3 separate regions of the Homo sapiens genome follow, and all the other regions are linked to region 2. The links are chromatin contacts, found by Hi-C or POLR2A ChIA-PET in ENCODE. All regions are on one chromosome and are shown on one strand. Each heading gives the region's core, a stretch centred on a gene start or an enhancer-like site at or near the end of the contact. The rest is flanking DNA. Distances are from core to core; before and after follow the strand shown. Region 1 overlaps SH3PXD2A (SH3 and PX domains 2A). Region 2 overlaps SH3PXD2A (SH3 and PX domains 2A). Region 3 overlaps STN1 (STN1 subunit of CST complex).

Region 1 (4,810 bases), core at 1,011-3,510, 76 kb before region 2:
CAAGATTCCAATCCAGGAGGTCTAGGGGTGCCCTCCAACATTGGAGTGTTTATTAATCTCCAAGGTGATTTGCCTGCACAGCCAGGAGTGGGGAGCTCCCCCTCTCCTAGGCATCGACCTTTCCCAAAACTTAGAACCCACTTAATCAGAATGCTGGGGGCAAGGTCCAGGAAATCTGCATTTCTGACTCTCTCCCCTTCCTTCCCCATCTTGTTTGAGAACCCCCTTGGTATTCCATGTCTCCTTCAATCCTCTCACCCACACTAAGAGGAAGGTCCTATCATCCTAATCCATTTTATAGATTAGGAAACAGAGGTTCAGCCATTGCCGAAGGTTGCCCAATCTGGGGAAGGGCTGTGGTTTATAAGCCCACTGGAAGGAATAAAAACTGCAGCGTGGATGGTGTGGAGGAGAATCTGGGAAACCGTTGCCTTGGAAAGGGACTACAGAAAGGTGGGAGAGCTTCCATTTGCCCCCTCCCCTGGCTCCCACCAGTCAGTCCAGGGAAGGCCTTAACAAAGGCATGCTTGCCCCCCTTGCAGAAGGAAGACTGGGCAGAGACTGAGTCCTAGCTGTGCCCCCCAAAAGCTCAACTGTGCAGGGAATTCCTGAGAGGAGGAGGAGAGTATTAGATCGTAGCTGTGTCCTGCCCAGAAGACTTTCCACTCCCAAGGAGGAAATTAGCTTTTCAGGCCTTTTCACTGAGGGCTACTGGGGAAGGGCAGGGAGTGAGGGCACTGAGGAGCTACCCTCTGCTGTCCCACAATTTTCCTGCTGGTCCTGGCAGGAGAAGCCCAGGACTGATGGCCCACTGACCATCCCCCTGGCTGCCAGTAGCCCAGGCAGGGGTGGCTGCCTCACAGGAATGGCTGCCTTCTCCAGCTCTGAGCAGGTTGAGGCTACCCAGGCTGTTCCTATGAGACAGGGAGTTTGAGACCAGCCTAGGCAACATAGTGAGACCCCCTATCTCTACCAAAAATAAATTAGCTAGGCATGGTAGCAAGCACTTGTACTCCCAGCCACAAGGGAGGCTGAGGTGGGAGGATTGCTTGAAGCCCAGGAGGTCAAGACTGCAGTGGGCTGTGGTGGTGCCACTGCACTCCAGCCTGAGTGACAAGTGAGACTCTGTCTCAAAAAGAAAAAAAAAAAAAAAAGAGTGGGGAAGACACAAAACTCACATGCTTGGAGGGCCTCCTTTGTGCCAGGCCCTGGTTGGTGATTCTCAGCCTGCTATTCAATGGAATCATCTAGAAAGTGGTTAAAATTCAGATGCAGGGCCCCACCCCAACCTACTGCATGGTCTGCATCTCCAACAAACTCCCCTGGGGATTCTGAGGCTGCTCCAGTGTTGCATAATCTCCATCAGGCCTCCAGCCACCCCTAAGAAACATTTATGCTCAGTAAGAACAACGTGCTTGTAGTGCTGAAGGAGCCTCTAGAAAATATCTCTTGGCCTGCCTGTCCTTCAGCCAGAGTTCAGAGTCCTCCCCACCGAGGACTTCCGGGTCCCTCCCTGCAGGGGGTGTGGGCTCTCCTCTTGCAGGTGAGAAGACCAAAGCTTAGAGAAGCCGGACAACTTCCTCAAGGCCATAGTGAGTGGGTGAGACCAGGACTGGGGACCAGAAAACCCAGGCCTTGCTCTGAGGCTCAAGACAAATGCCCACTTACCACCCCTTCCTGGAGTAGTGGATGCAGGAGTAGAAGGCAGAGCCCAGAGGGCCTGATCAGCACATGGGGTTAATGGGGTGGAGGCTGAGGTCCTGGCAGTGGGGGTCACCAGGCTGTGACTGAATGGTGGGAACGAAGAGGAATCCTGAATCCTTCAGGGTGTCTGGCCTGCCCGAGCAGGCGCTGCCCTAATAGGAGACCTTCTGGAAGTTTCCAGTTGGGCATCCTTTAGCAAAGCCATTTCATATTTTTAGCTGCTGAATAGGGTGATAAGCAGTTTAGGTATCCAGTGGCTGGGACTCTCCCATCCCTCACATACGAGGGCAAGACGCAAAGGCAGGGATCCCCCTTCACACCATGACCACTTCCCACTGCCCTATAACCAGTTCCAGTCTGGCAGGACAGCAGGGCCCTCTGCTGGGGCTCAGTTCCCTAACAACTCAAGAACCCCCCCTCTTCCCATCAGTCCCCTTCTCCAATCCACACTCCGTCCTTGCTCCAAGTCTTGCCCTGAGCTGGTGCTGACAGCCCCCACCCTGCCGGTGACTCCACTCCTGGTAGGTCACAGTCTAGCCTGCTTCCGACTTGCTGCTGAATCATATCGGCCAGGGAGCCACAGGAAGAAGAGGAGGGGAGGAAGGGCGGGGCTAGCATCTCCCTCTAGCGTTGCCAGAGGCTAATGTAATTGAAAAGGCCTCCCAAGCTGTGTCCTAAAACAGCTCCCATCAGACCACTCAGCCATTCATTCTCTGCAGCTGGTCCAGGGGTGACTCAAACCACAGGTACAGTGACCCACAGTCCCAGGAAAACAGGGACATGGGACTTTCAGGGCTCAAACTGGACAAACTGGGATGGGTGATCTCCTGTGGTCCACAGGTCTGGCCTGGCTGGGAAAGAGGGGTGGAGTTCCTCCAACCAGCACTCCATCCCTCCCCATCTAAACAAGGACTCCTGGGGCCTCTACTCCCACCCCGCCCCATCCCCGGGTGATACGGTTCCTCTCTTGGCCCCTCCCCATAGGATGATGCAAGCTATGTTTGGATGAGCAGGTTCTGGAGACGGAGGCCTCCAGTTCAAATCCCTGCTGCTTGCAGTGGGGGCAGGGGGGTGCCCTTGATCTACTTTCTTGGCCTCTTGAGCCTCTACTTCTCTATCTGTAGAACGAGGACAATAATAGCACCAAACCCCTGGGGTTTGGGGAAGATGCAATGTACAGTGTGTAGAAAGGGCTTCGCACAGTGGCCGGCACAGAAACTGCTATAAATTGTCTTTGTTGTTATTCTTTCATACCTGGGCCCATCTGACCCACCTCAGTTGCTACACAGGTGGCAAAGACCTGTTTAAACCTGGGTCCTACAGAGCCCCTGAAACAAAAGGAGCTTCTCCTTAAGGACCTCACCACGATGCTGGCAGACAGTGCCAGGCAGGTGTGATTCCAGCCCCACTTTCAGAGTTTTGGGCTTTCGCAAATGCCAGAACAACCACTGGTCTCTGTCTAGCGCCGAGCACCAGGAAGTGTGTTCATCCCTGACCCACAGGAATGGACGCACGCCTCTGGACCCCTCTATTAGGACACATTTAACCTCCCAAGGAGTGGCCAACTCTCAGAGCCCCAAAACCAAGAGATGTAAAGGGCTTGCATTTTTATGCTAATGTAGACCCGAAAGGGTTTTTCTTTTTTCCTTTCATTTTATCTTGGCCAGACACGCTGTGCTCCCTCCCCGGATGCTCTAGTGAAATGGCTGGTGTTGGAGACTGCACAGGGAGAGGCTGGTGGGGGCAGGAAAGGCACTGAACAATTCACATGTGTTGTTCCCCTGTTTTGACACATGGCTCCCCACACTCTGCCTTCCCCTTGAAAACTCCCAGGATTTATTCTTTGGTGTTCTGAAGTAGGCAGAGCAGGTGCTCACCCATTTCATGGATGAGGAGATTGAGGTCTGAGGCTTCAGTGGCTGGCCCAGGCTCCTGAAGCTAAACAGACAGCCCTGACCCACAATGCTCCAAAGGGGCCACGCTGAGGCCCACTAGGGATTTGGCCACAAGGAGAGGTCACACCAGCAGCGGGCAGCAGGCCCTCGCTGGGGAATGGAGATTGCCATCCTGCCGTTCAGAGTTCCCAGAGTGAGAGGTGAAGCCAGGAAGAGCCACTGAGGCACGGGAGAGAGAGGAAAGGGGGCTGGGCCTGGCTGGGCCGGCTCTGTGGAAGGGTGCTGAGTACCTGCCAGGTGGAGTTCTGCTGAATGCTGCAGGGTTGTACCCTCCACTGCCCGCCACACCCCTCACCACTCTCCCTCCCACTGGCAAGTGCCTTGGCAGAGAAGGACACACACACAAACTTCCAGCCTGATGTTCTCACCCTTCTGTCTGCCAGCTGACATTGGCTGCTGGGCCCAGGATGCCTGTCTGCGGGGCCTACAGCCACTGGGAACTGCTCAAGAGGCCGGCTGGGCTGCCAGACAGCTGACTTGGGGGTGACCTTCAGAGCCCAGCAGTCACTGGGGACATGGGCACTATCTAGAATATGAGGGCTGGAGAAGATGCAACCTTGGCCAGGGGAGTGACGTGGGGCTCTTGAGGTACATAATGATTTTGACTGCTGTTATCAACCTAAAAGCACTTTTTAAGCTCTCGCTGTAGGCAACCTCATTAAGGCCTGTGCAGGCAGGCAGAAGAGATATATGTGACATAAGTCCAACGAGAAAGCCAACATTCTCAGACAATCCACGCTGAGAATTACAGGAGGGGTTACACTCAGTGCAGAGAAAAGAGAGGTCCTGGGGGCTACAGAACATCCCAGGTAGCTTCCTGGAGGAGGAGGCCTTAAAGGACAAGGGGGTTTGGATCCATAGAGGGATGCAGGGGGAAAGCTCTACAAGCAGGAGCAAGCAGCTCCAAACAGTTGTGGACTGGGCAGTGAGGGTAGTGGGTGGACGGGCCAGGAAAGGCAAGGCTGAGCAGGGCTTTGATGTCTGGCTGTGAAATCCAGAAGTTTGCAGAATTGGGGAGTGATTTGGTCAGATCCTGGCTGGAGGAAAATTTTGTTAAGAGGAGAGGTTGACAGCTGGGGGTTGGGGGCAGGAGAGGGGCTGTCAAAGTCCAGTGCTGAATGTCCACAGACCCGGGTTCTGGGCCCAGCTCT
Region 2 (4,397 bases), core at 1,240-3,739:
CCTTAATGCTCAGCAAAGGATTTTAAAAATTAATACATTTTCAAATAAATTCTATACAGATTAGGACTCCTATTTTCTCCTTTTCCCATTTTCCTCACCCATATTCTGTTTTTGTAGATTTCATTTCTATATTACACTACGACATAAGGAATTCATGTTCGCTAAGGGAAAAAACTAGAAGTTATAGCAGTGGGTGGTCAAAAAGAAACTAAGAATCACTCATAATCTCTCTCCCTGACATTAATATTTTGGGATATCTATCTTTGCTAGGCATTCTTCCATCCATGTAAATAAAATGAACCCATCAATACTTTCACACTATATAATGAACATTTTTCCATGTCAATGAATACTTTCATATCAATGTTCTTTTTTCTTAAGAGACCAGGTCTCACTCTGTTGCCCAGGCTGGAGTACAGTGTGCAATCACAGCTTGCTGCAGCCTCAAACTCCTGGGCTCAAGTGATCCTCCCACTTCAGCCTCTGGTGTAATTAGGACCAGGTGTGTGCCACAATGCCCAGCTAGTTTAAAAACTTTTTTGTAGAGATGGGATCTCACTGTGAGGCTAGTCTCAAGATCCTGGCTTCAAGCGATCCTCCTACCTTGGCCTCCCAAAGCACTGACATTACAGGTGTGAGCCACTGTGCCCAGGACACGTCAGCATTCTCAATCAGGACACAGAATTTCAATGTCTGGATATTGCCAGCTACAAGTGCCACACAGAATGAACTCTTACTTGGTTTGCTCTGGAGTCTGAGCTCAGAGATTTGCTTTCGTTGAAAGCTGACCTGTGGGCAGAAAAGGTGTCCCTGGCAGCTGGTTAGCTGTGCTTCCATTTTCCGTGGCCAGTGGTCCATGGGGGTGGGGGATGACTGACAGGGGGACCAGCTCCGGGGCTCTGCTGGCTTATCCTGGTGGTGGGATATTGCTGCCATAGTGTATTTACCCACTCCCCTACTGTTGGATATTTAGGTTGTTTCTGACTTCTCACTACTATATATAGCACTGTCGTGAATCCCCTTGTTCACATGTCTACGCACACTTCCTTAATAACAATGCATTTCTTTTTACTTTTTATCTTGTTGTATTCTATGCATATTTATAAGTACCTTAAATCTTTTCCATAAGAAGAATGAGAATTCATAAATGGATAACTAACATGTCATTGGGGCCTCTGAGAAATGACTCCATAGGTTTCTGATGAAGAGGTACAGAGATGTCTGAGGAGAGAGGTGGGCCCAGCAACACGCGCCCAGGTATGGAACGCTTTGTCCTTATCTCAACCACCTGTCTCCTGAAACAAGGTGACCCGCTATTCCACCACAAGTGGTGAGACCTCACCCAAGGTGCTATATCTCTCTGGGGCTTAAGGGAGTTAGGCTACCAAAACTTGACATTTTTTCCCCAGCTCTGACATGCATATGTTCTCCGACTCCTCCATCTCTTTCAGACCTAAGAGTCTGAGATTCTCACAGTGCAGAGGGAATGTGATGCTGTGGGGAGTGGGCAGGGGCAGGCAGGACTCATGCATTCATTCCTTTCCCCCAAGAACCGTTTCTGTATGCCTTCTCCATGTCAGGCTCTGCCTTAGGTGCTAGAAATAAGTTAAACTGTAGCCTCATGGCCAGGCGCAGTAGCTCACGCCTATAATCCCAGCACTTTGGGAGGACAAGGCAGGAGGACTGCTTGAGGCTAGGAGTTCACAGACCAGCCTGCGAAACCCCATCTCTACTAAAAAAAAGTACAAAAATTAGGTGGGCATGGTGGTGCACATCTGTAGTCCCAGCTGAGGCAGGAGAATCGCTTGAACCTCGGAGGCGGAAGCTGCTGTGAGCCAAGATCGTGCCACTGCACTCCAGCCTGGGCAACAGAGCGAGACTCCGTCAAAACAACACACACACACACACACACACACACACACACACACACACACAGACACACACATACCCTGCAGCCTTCACATCAAGGAGCCAGGCTTCACAACCTTCAACATGCATCTGCAGCTCTTGGCAAGTTCTGATTCAGCAGGTCTGGGCAGGACCTCAGGTGCTGAGCCCAGCCACACCTGTCACCTAATCCCACCACCAGGATAAACCAGCAGAGCCCCGGAGCTGCTCTCCGTCAGTCATCCCCCACCCCCATGGACCACTGGCCGCGGAAAACGGAAGCACAGCTAACCAGCTGCCAGGGACACCTTTTCTGCCCACAGGTCAGCTTTCAACGAAAGCAAATCTCTGGGCTCAGACTCCAGAGCAAACCAAGTAAGAGTTCATTCTGTGTGGGGCTTGTACTTGCAAAGCTGCACAGTTCAGCATCTTGGCCCTCAATACGTCAGATCGGCGGGCGGTGAGAGACAGTTCAAATGTCACCCCTCCTAGAGGGCCAGGCAGGCTGCAAAGCGGGCTCTAACCTGGTCAGTACCCAATTTGCAGGGCTAGTTTCCACAGATAAAACAATCGGGGCTGAGCGGGGCTGTCTCCTGAACCTGCTGCCCCGCCCTCTGGGAGGAAGAAGGCTGGGCGCGGGGGCGGTGAGGCAGGAAGGCCCCGCCCAGCAGAGAGTTCTCCGGGACCACCTTTGCAGGCAGGAAGCAGATTCTCCTGTCACTCCAGCACGGGCCTGACTCAGGCTGGAGGAAAAGCAGGGCCCATCGCCAGAGTCCTGGCTGGAGTGAGAGGCATTTGGCTAATGGAGCCCCTCGCAACCACATCAGAACCTCGCAGTGTGTGGAGGCGGCCAGGCTGTTTATCTAAAGGGTGGATCGTGTGAGAGATAGGGGACAGCTGGGCTCCACGCGCTGGCTCCAGCCAGAGAAAGCTGATTCGGCAGCTCTCCCAGGGCAGGGCTCCGCAGCAATCCACGCAGGGGAGAGGGGAGGACGGGCGAGCCCAGCTGGGGCACATCTGTAACCCAAGAGGCCGGCTCCTCGCCCCTCCCAGAGGGTGGAGCTCCCAGAGACTCAAGCTTTCAGGCCCCAATCCTCAAACCTTCATCCTTGTGCCCTTTCTATCTAGCTCAAGAAAAAAGGGTGCATTACTACAAAAAGCTGGTGGCTTTCCTGACCCAGAAATTCCCCTTAAAAAGAGACAAGGACAGCCGGGCGCGGTGGCTCACGCCTGTAATCCCGGCACTTTGGAAGGCCAAGGCGGGGTGGATCACCTGAGGTCAGGGGTTCGAGACCAACCTGACCACATGGTGAAACCCTATCTCTACTGAAAATACAAAAATTAGCTGGGCGTGGTGGCGGGCGCCTATAATCGCAGCTACTCAGGAGGCTGAGGCAGGTGAATCGCTTGAGCCTGGCAGGCGGGGGTTGCAGTGAGCTGAGATCTCACCATTGCACTCCAGCCTGTGTGTCAAGAGTGAAACTCTGTCTCAAAAAAAAAAAAAAAAAGAGAAAAAAAGAGACAAGGCCACCCAGTCTCTGTGGGGACCATGCAAGATTGCGGGAAACCTCAGAATTCATTTGTTCATTCTACTTAGCTGAGGACTAAGCAGTCCCCTGTGTTACATGCAGGGGACACATCAGCGAGCATCACAGAAGAAGAGAGGGACAATAATGATAAGTGTGGTTTTTCTTCTCTTTTCTTTCTTTCTTTTTTTTTTTTTTGAGACGGAGTCTCGCTCTGTTGCCCAGGCTGCAGTGCAGTGGTGCAATCTCGGCTCACTGCAACCCCCTCCTCCCAGGTTCAAGCGATTCTTCTGCCTCAGCCTCTTGAGTAGCTGGGATTACAGGTGTGTGCCACCATGCCCGGCTAATATTTTGTATTTTTAGTAGAGACGGGGTTTCACCATGTTGGTCAGGCTGGTCTTGAATTCCTGAGCTCAAGTGATCTGCCTGCCTCAGCCTCCCAAAGTACTGGGATTACAGGTGTGAGCTACTGTGCCCAGCCTTCTTTTCTTTCTTTGAGACAGGGTCGAGCTTTTGTTTCCTAGGCTGGAGTGCAGTGGCACAATCCCAGCTCACTGCAGCCTTGACTTTCTGGGCTCAAGTGATCCTCCCACTTCAGCCTCCTGAGTAGCTGGGATTACAGGTGTGCACCACCCAGTTAATTGTCTTTTTTTCTTTTAGAGACAGGGTCTCACTATGTTGCCCTGGCTGATCTTGAACTCCTGGCCTCAAGTGGTCCTCCTGTCCTGGCCTCCCAAAGTGCTGGGATTACAGGCATGAACCATCATGCCTAGCCATTTTCTTTATATTTATTCTCTTTGGGAGTTCACAGGGCTTCTTGAATCTGTAAGTTGATAATTTTCACAATATTTGGAAAATTTGTGGCCATTTAAAAAAAAGTTTTGTTTCTACTCCATTATAATTTTCTTCTATTTCTGGGACTATTGTTACATGTAAGTCAGAAGACTGCATATTGTACTACATGTTTCTGGGACTGTGCGTGTG
Region 3 (4,126 bases), core at 200-2,699, 110 kb after region 2:
GGCTTCCAAAAGTCTTATCTGTGATGGTTGTATTCCTAGTAACCTCTTATGCTCTGCCCCAAACTAAGACCATCTAGTATACAACAATACAAATTCAGAGTTAGTAACCTCTTTCCTAGTTGAAATCAATGACTTAAACGTTGGTAATGAGAAAATGAAATAACTTTTATCTGAAGAATGCAAGTCCTTTTAATTATCAGGCCCAGAGAGACACGACCATGAAACGGAAATCACGCCCTACTCCTACATATTCACCTCGGAAACTGCTTGCTATTGGCACAAGTAGTTATAAATTAGCCTAATAATGCCAAATTGAACACTATAATCCACACCCTATGGCTTAACAATGTATAGCCAGTCACCAATCAATGTTATCTATAAACCAATGAGAATTCCTGACAAACAACTTTGTATCAGCCCACTCCCTGTCCTCCTTTTTGGCTTTTAAAAATCCACTTATGGGCTAGGTGCAGTGGCTCACGCCTATAATCCCAGAACTTTGGGAGGCCGAGGTGGGCGGATCACCTGAGGTTGGGAGTTCGAGACCAGCCTGGCCAACATGGTGAAACCTCCTCTCTACTAAAAATACAAAAATTAGCCAGGTGTGGTGGCATGGACCTGTAATCCTAGCTACTTGGGAGGTTGAGGCAGGAGAATCACTTGAACCCAGGAAGCAGAGGTTGCAGTGAGCCGAGATTGCGCCACTGTACTCCAACCTGGGTGACAGAGTGAGACTCCATCTCAAAAAAAAAAAAAAAAAAAAAAAAAAAATCCACTTATCACTGCTGCTAATCAGAGTGTATATTCAGAGAAACCTGAATCTGTGCTCCCCAGCTGCAATCCTGAAACTTGGCCCAAATCAACTCTCTGCTTGTATTAATTTTGCCTCAGCTCCTTCCTTTTAGGTCGTCGGCAGTAGTCAAACTGGGGGTTGTGCCTATTAGGGGATAACGAAACCAATTTTTGTAGGTTGCGATCAGCAACTTTTTCTTACCAAACTCAAAGAGAGCAGAAATAGAACGTTACAGAATATCTTGCATTGTAATTTGGATACATATTAATTCATGAAACTTAATTTCATATACATCTTATGCATTAGAATTATATAATTTATTGGGTCATGATGTAAAATGTATTTCTAACTTTGAGTCAAAGTCAAACTTCTTTACCAAAAGCAAACCCTCTCCAGTTGTCACAGTTTAAAACTCCATGGCAGGCGCAGGCATGGTCTCTCTCTGCCGTATACCCAGTATCTGGCACACAAAAGGTGCTCCACAAAGTCACTGAAAGTTGTTTACAGATGAAAAATGCTTTAGGCTTCAGGAAGGTGCTCGAAGAGGTATTGCGGTGTGAGGCAAAGCACGGTTCAAGGTTTGGTGCACTTCTGTAGCTTTGGGCAAGCCATCCCTAGGCCTGAGTGTTCTCAGCTGTGGTGAAAACCACTTCCAAGGCCCTTTCCAACCCTAAGGTTCAGAGACTGCTCCTGGGCTAACAAAAATTTGCTAAATTCTGACCTCTAGTGGCTGTGTCCACTCATTACTCCTTCCAACTGGGATTGCTGGCATCTATACTTCCAGGCTGTTTCTTCAACATTCACTCCATAGACTTCCTGAACACCTACTATGTGTGCATTGCTGAGCAAGGAGGAGCAAGTAGAGCTTGGCAGACCTGGAGCTGCCACTGGAGTCCACCACACCAGAATTCAAGCCCTGGCTCTACAACTGGGACAAAGTCACTCCCGGGAACAAAACCACTTCCTTCTCAGGGTGGCTGTGTGGATGAGAGACCAGGGGGAACTACTATGATTTGGTTCATCATATCCGTAATCCAAGAAGATGAATGTAACTTAGTTCCTGCTCTAGAAAAGCTTCATCCCTTCCCAAGAAGAAAAGCCTCTCAAGGAGGAAGAGCTGACCAGCAAGCAAGGATAGGTTTGATGATGGAGGGTGAGGGGCTCCAACCACACAGACCTGCACACGGTAGGGAGGAGCAGAGGGAATTTAGTGCTGCTCAGCTTTTAGTTTCTGCAAGGCCTGGATGCTTGGACCCAGGGCTCAAGGTGACTTACAGGCATCCATGGGGCCCAAAGCAGTGATGCTGACTGTCTCAGAGGCCTTCAACTATTTAGTCAGAAAGGCTGTTCTGCTGAGGGTTATCTGGTGAGGCTGTTCAAAAGTGATCTCCAGTCACTTCGGTAATGTGAACTTAGACTCCTCTCTATTTTTAATTTTTATTTTTTGTAGAGACAGGGTCTTGCTATGTTGCCCAGGCTGGTCTCGAACTCCTGGCCTAAGCAATCCTCCCAAGCATTGGGATTATGGGAGTGAGCCACTGTGCCTGGCCTTAGATTCTTCTCTAAGTGAGAAATTATTATAAAACAGTAAAAGTAGGAAAGGCCAGCAAGGAGCTCCCCAGGGGTTAGTACAATTACATAATTCGACTCTTCTGGAACAAACCCACAAGCCGAAGCAGACTTTTCTGAAAAGTGTTTGCCTGGCAGACATAGTTATCTTATGACGGATCACTATGAGCGGTGATAACTGCGCCTTATATTTTCCCAAGAACTTTCACATGTAGCCTGATTCATACTATACCCCATCATACCTCCACCAGAAACCACAAAGGCTAATGTTCTAGAGACCCAAATGACATAAAGATACATTTCAGATATAACCTACTACTATAACTACAAAAGGTTAAACTTCTTTAAGTCTTTTTTAAAAGTTTGTCTTAAGTTTAAAAAAAAAATCCTCCAGTATAAGTAGTGTTATATGGTACTCAGTTTCTACCAAAAGCAGCAGTTCTCTCCAGCTCTGGGATAGTAAAAAATGAACCTGAGCTAAATACATGGGAGATTTTTGAAAAGCTAATGGTATAAAGTAACATTTAGTGAAAGGCTGCCATTTTGGAACTCATCAAATGTTAATTTTCTTCGGTGTGAAATGATTTGGTGATCAAATAGGAGAATTTCTGCATGCTTAGCAAATACAAACTGAAGTTTTTAGTCAATCTAGGTGAAGGGTATATCGGTGTTTATTGTACCAGTCTTTTAATTTTTTTTTTTTTGATAAATTGGAATATTTTCAGAGTAAAAAGTTAGAGATAAAAAGACATGTTCAACATAGAGCTCTTTTGGATAATTTGCCATTGTTGTACCCATACTGAAAGCCAAAATCCAGATTTTGTCAACTTTACTCCAACAATAATACAGCAAAATCCACATACAGATTCTATCTGAAACTGCCTCCTTCCAGATCAATATTAAACCAAGTAGAGGGTGAGCCTTCAGGCCTGCAGGCTAGAGAATTAGGGGTTACCACTTGTGCCATTAGGAAAGAGAACTTCATTTTTATTTAATACTTTTTGGATCATAATTATGCACTGAGTACTCTTCTAACTTTCTAAATGCCAATTCATTTACTTCTTATAAAAACCCATCTTGTAGGTACTATTATTATCCCCACTTTGCATTTAAAGAACCCAAGGCACTTGCCCAACATTACACAGCTAGCAAGTGGCAAAGCCGGGATTCAAACCTAGGCAAGGTGGCTCCAGAGCACAGCTCCTCACAATGCCGCCACATTGCCCATCTTCAGAGAACAAGTATCAATCCTTCAGGGACCTAAGACAGGCTTGATGTTCATAGTCCTTTCATTATTGAAGGGTTAGCCTTTGTGAGACACTCATAAATGACTTCAAGTCCTTCTACCAATCATCCTGACAAGGAAAAACTCCAGGCTATATTCTGTTTGAAAGGCTAGAAAGGAACTAAAGGCCCAGTAGGTATGGTTAGACTGAGGGTCGGATATTTACCTATACATGTAACAGCATGCTGTCCAGCTAATGAAAAGACGTAGGCACTTTCATGTGTACTGTTGACCTCTAGAAGGCAATGTTAGATCTAAAATACAAGGTGTAGGACAATGTATATCGTCGGCTAAACTTCACTTGTGTTTTCTGTCAAGGATAAATAATATGATATGTTTGTAAGTGCATATCTGTATAGTTTATCCCTGATAGAAAACACATATCCAACAGGATATGCAAGTAACTAATAACAACCACTGCCTTTGGAGAGGGGAACACAGAAGCTGGGGCTCAGTGCTGGGAGGGAGTCTGGCTTTTT

The links. A loop is a pair of places that touch in the nucleus more often than their neighbours do. ChIA-PET counts read pairs that join two places held with the same protein, here RNA polymerase II (POLR2A). Pooled maps may share reads with other maps.
Region 1: a map with no recorded cell type shows a loop between it and region 2 (6-fold over the local background). The contact joins two enhancer-like sites. A Hi-C loop is called at or near these places in 3 of 37 single-sample maps with no recorded cell type and 6 of 50 pooled maps. POLR2A ChIA-PET finds 5 or more read pairs at or near these places in 3 of 52 experiments (A549, OCI-LY7 and activated T-cell).
Region 3: a loop to region 2 is called in a pooled map, with 2.2 times the contacts of the local background. The contact joins two enhancer-like sites. A Hi-C loop is called at or near these places in 1 of 168 maps with a recorded cell type or tissue (mammary epithelial cell) and 3 of 50 pooled maps. POLR2A ChIA-PET finds 5 or more read pairs at or near these places in 3 of 52 experiments (AG04450, MCF 10A and RWPE1).

The regions. Positions count from the first base shown.
Region 1 is chr10:103,694,376-103,699,185 of GRCh38, forward strand. The region is part of intron 5 of SH3PXD2A (SH3 and PX domains 2A); the gene reads right to left. Among named protein-coding and RNA genes, the nearest start is that of SH3PXD2A-AS1, 50 kb to the right of the region's middle. RefSeq lists enhancers at 1,335-2,081, 1,646-1,755, 2,191-2,335, a silencer at 1,966-2,025 and a cis regulatory region at 2,258-2,268. Within about 2 kb of position 2,261, at least 18 of the 41 ENCODE cell types and tissues checked have a DNase peak (open chromatin) inside an H3K27ac peak, as active enhancers do.
Region 2 is chr10:103,769,847-103,774,243 of GRCh38, forward strand. All of the region lies in intron 2 of SH3PXD2A (SH3 and PX domains 2A), which reads right to left. Among named protein-coding and RNA genes, the nearest start is that of SH3PXD2A-AS1, 25 kb to the left of the region's middle. RefSeq lists an enhancer at 1,496-2,466. Within about 2 kb of position 2,490, at least 33 of the 41 ENCODE cell types and tissues checked have a DNase peak (open chromatin) inside an H3K27ac peak, as active enhancers do; they include mammary epithelial cell, where a contact is called at or near this core.
Region 3 is chr10:103,883,347-103,887,472 of GRCh38, forward strand. All of the region lies in intron 9 of STN1 (STN1 subunit of CST complex), which reads right to left. Among named protein-coding and RNA genes, the nearest start is that of SH3PXD2A, 30 kb to the left of the region's middle. Within about 2 kb of position 1,450, at least 2 of the 41 ENCODE cell types and tissues checked have a DNase peak (open chromatin) inside an H3K27ac peak, as active enhancers do; they include mammary epithelial cell, where a contact is called at or near this core.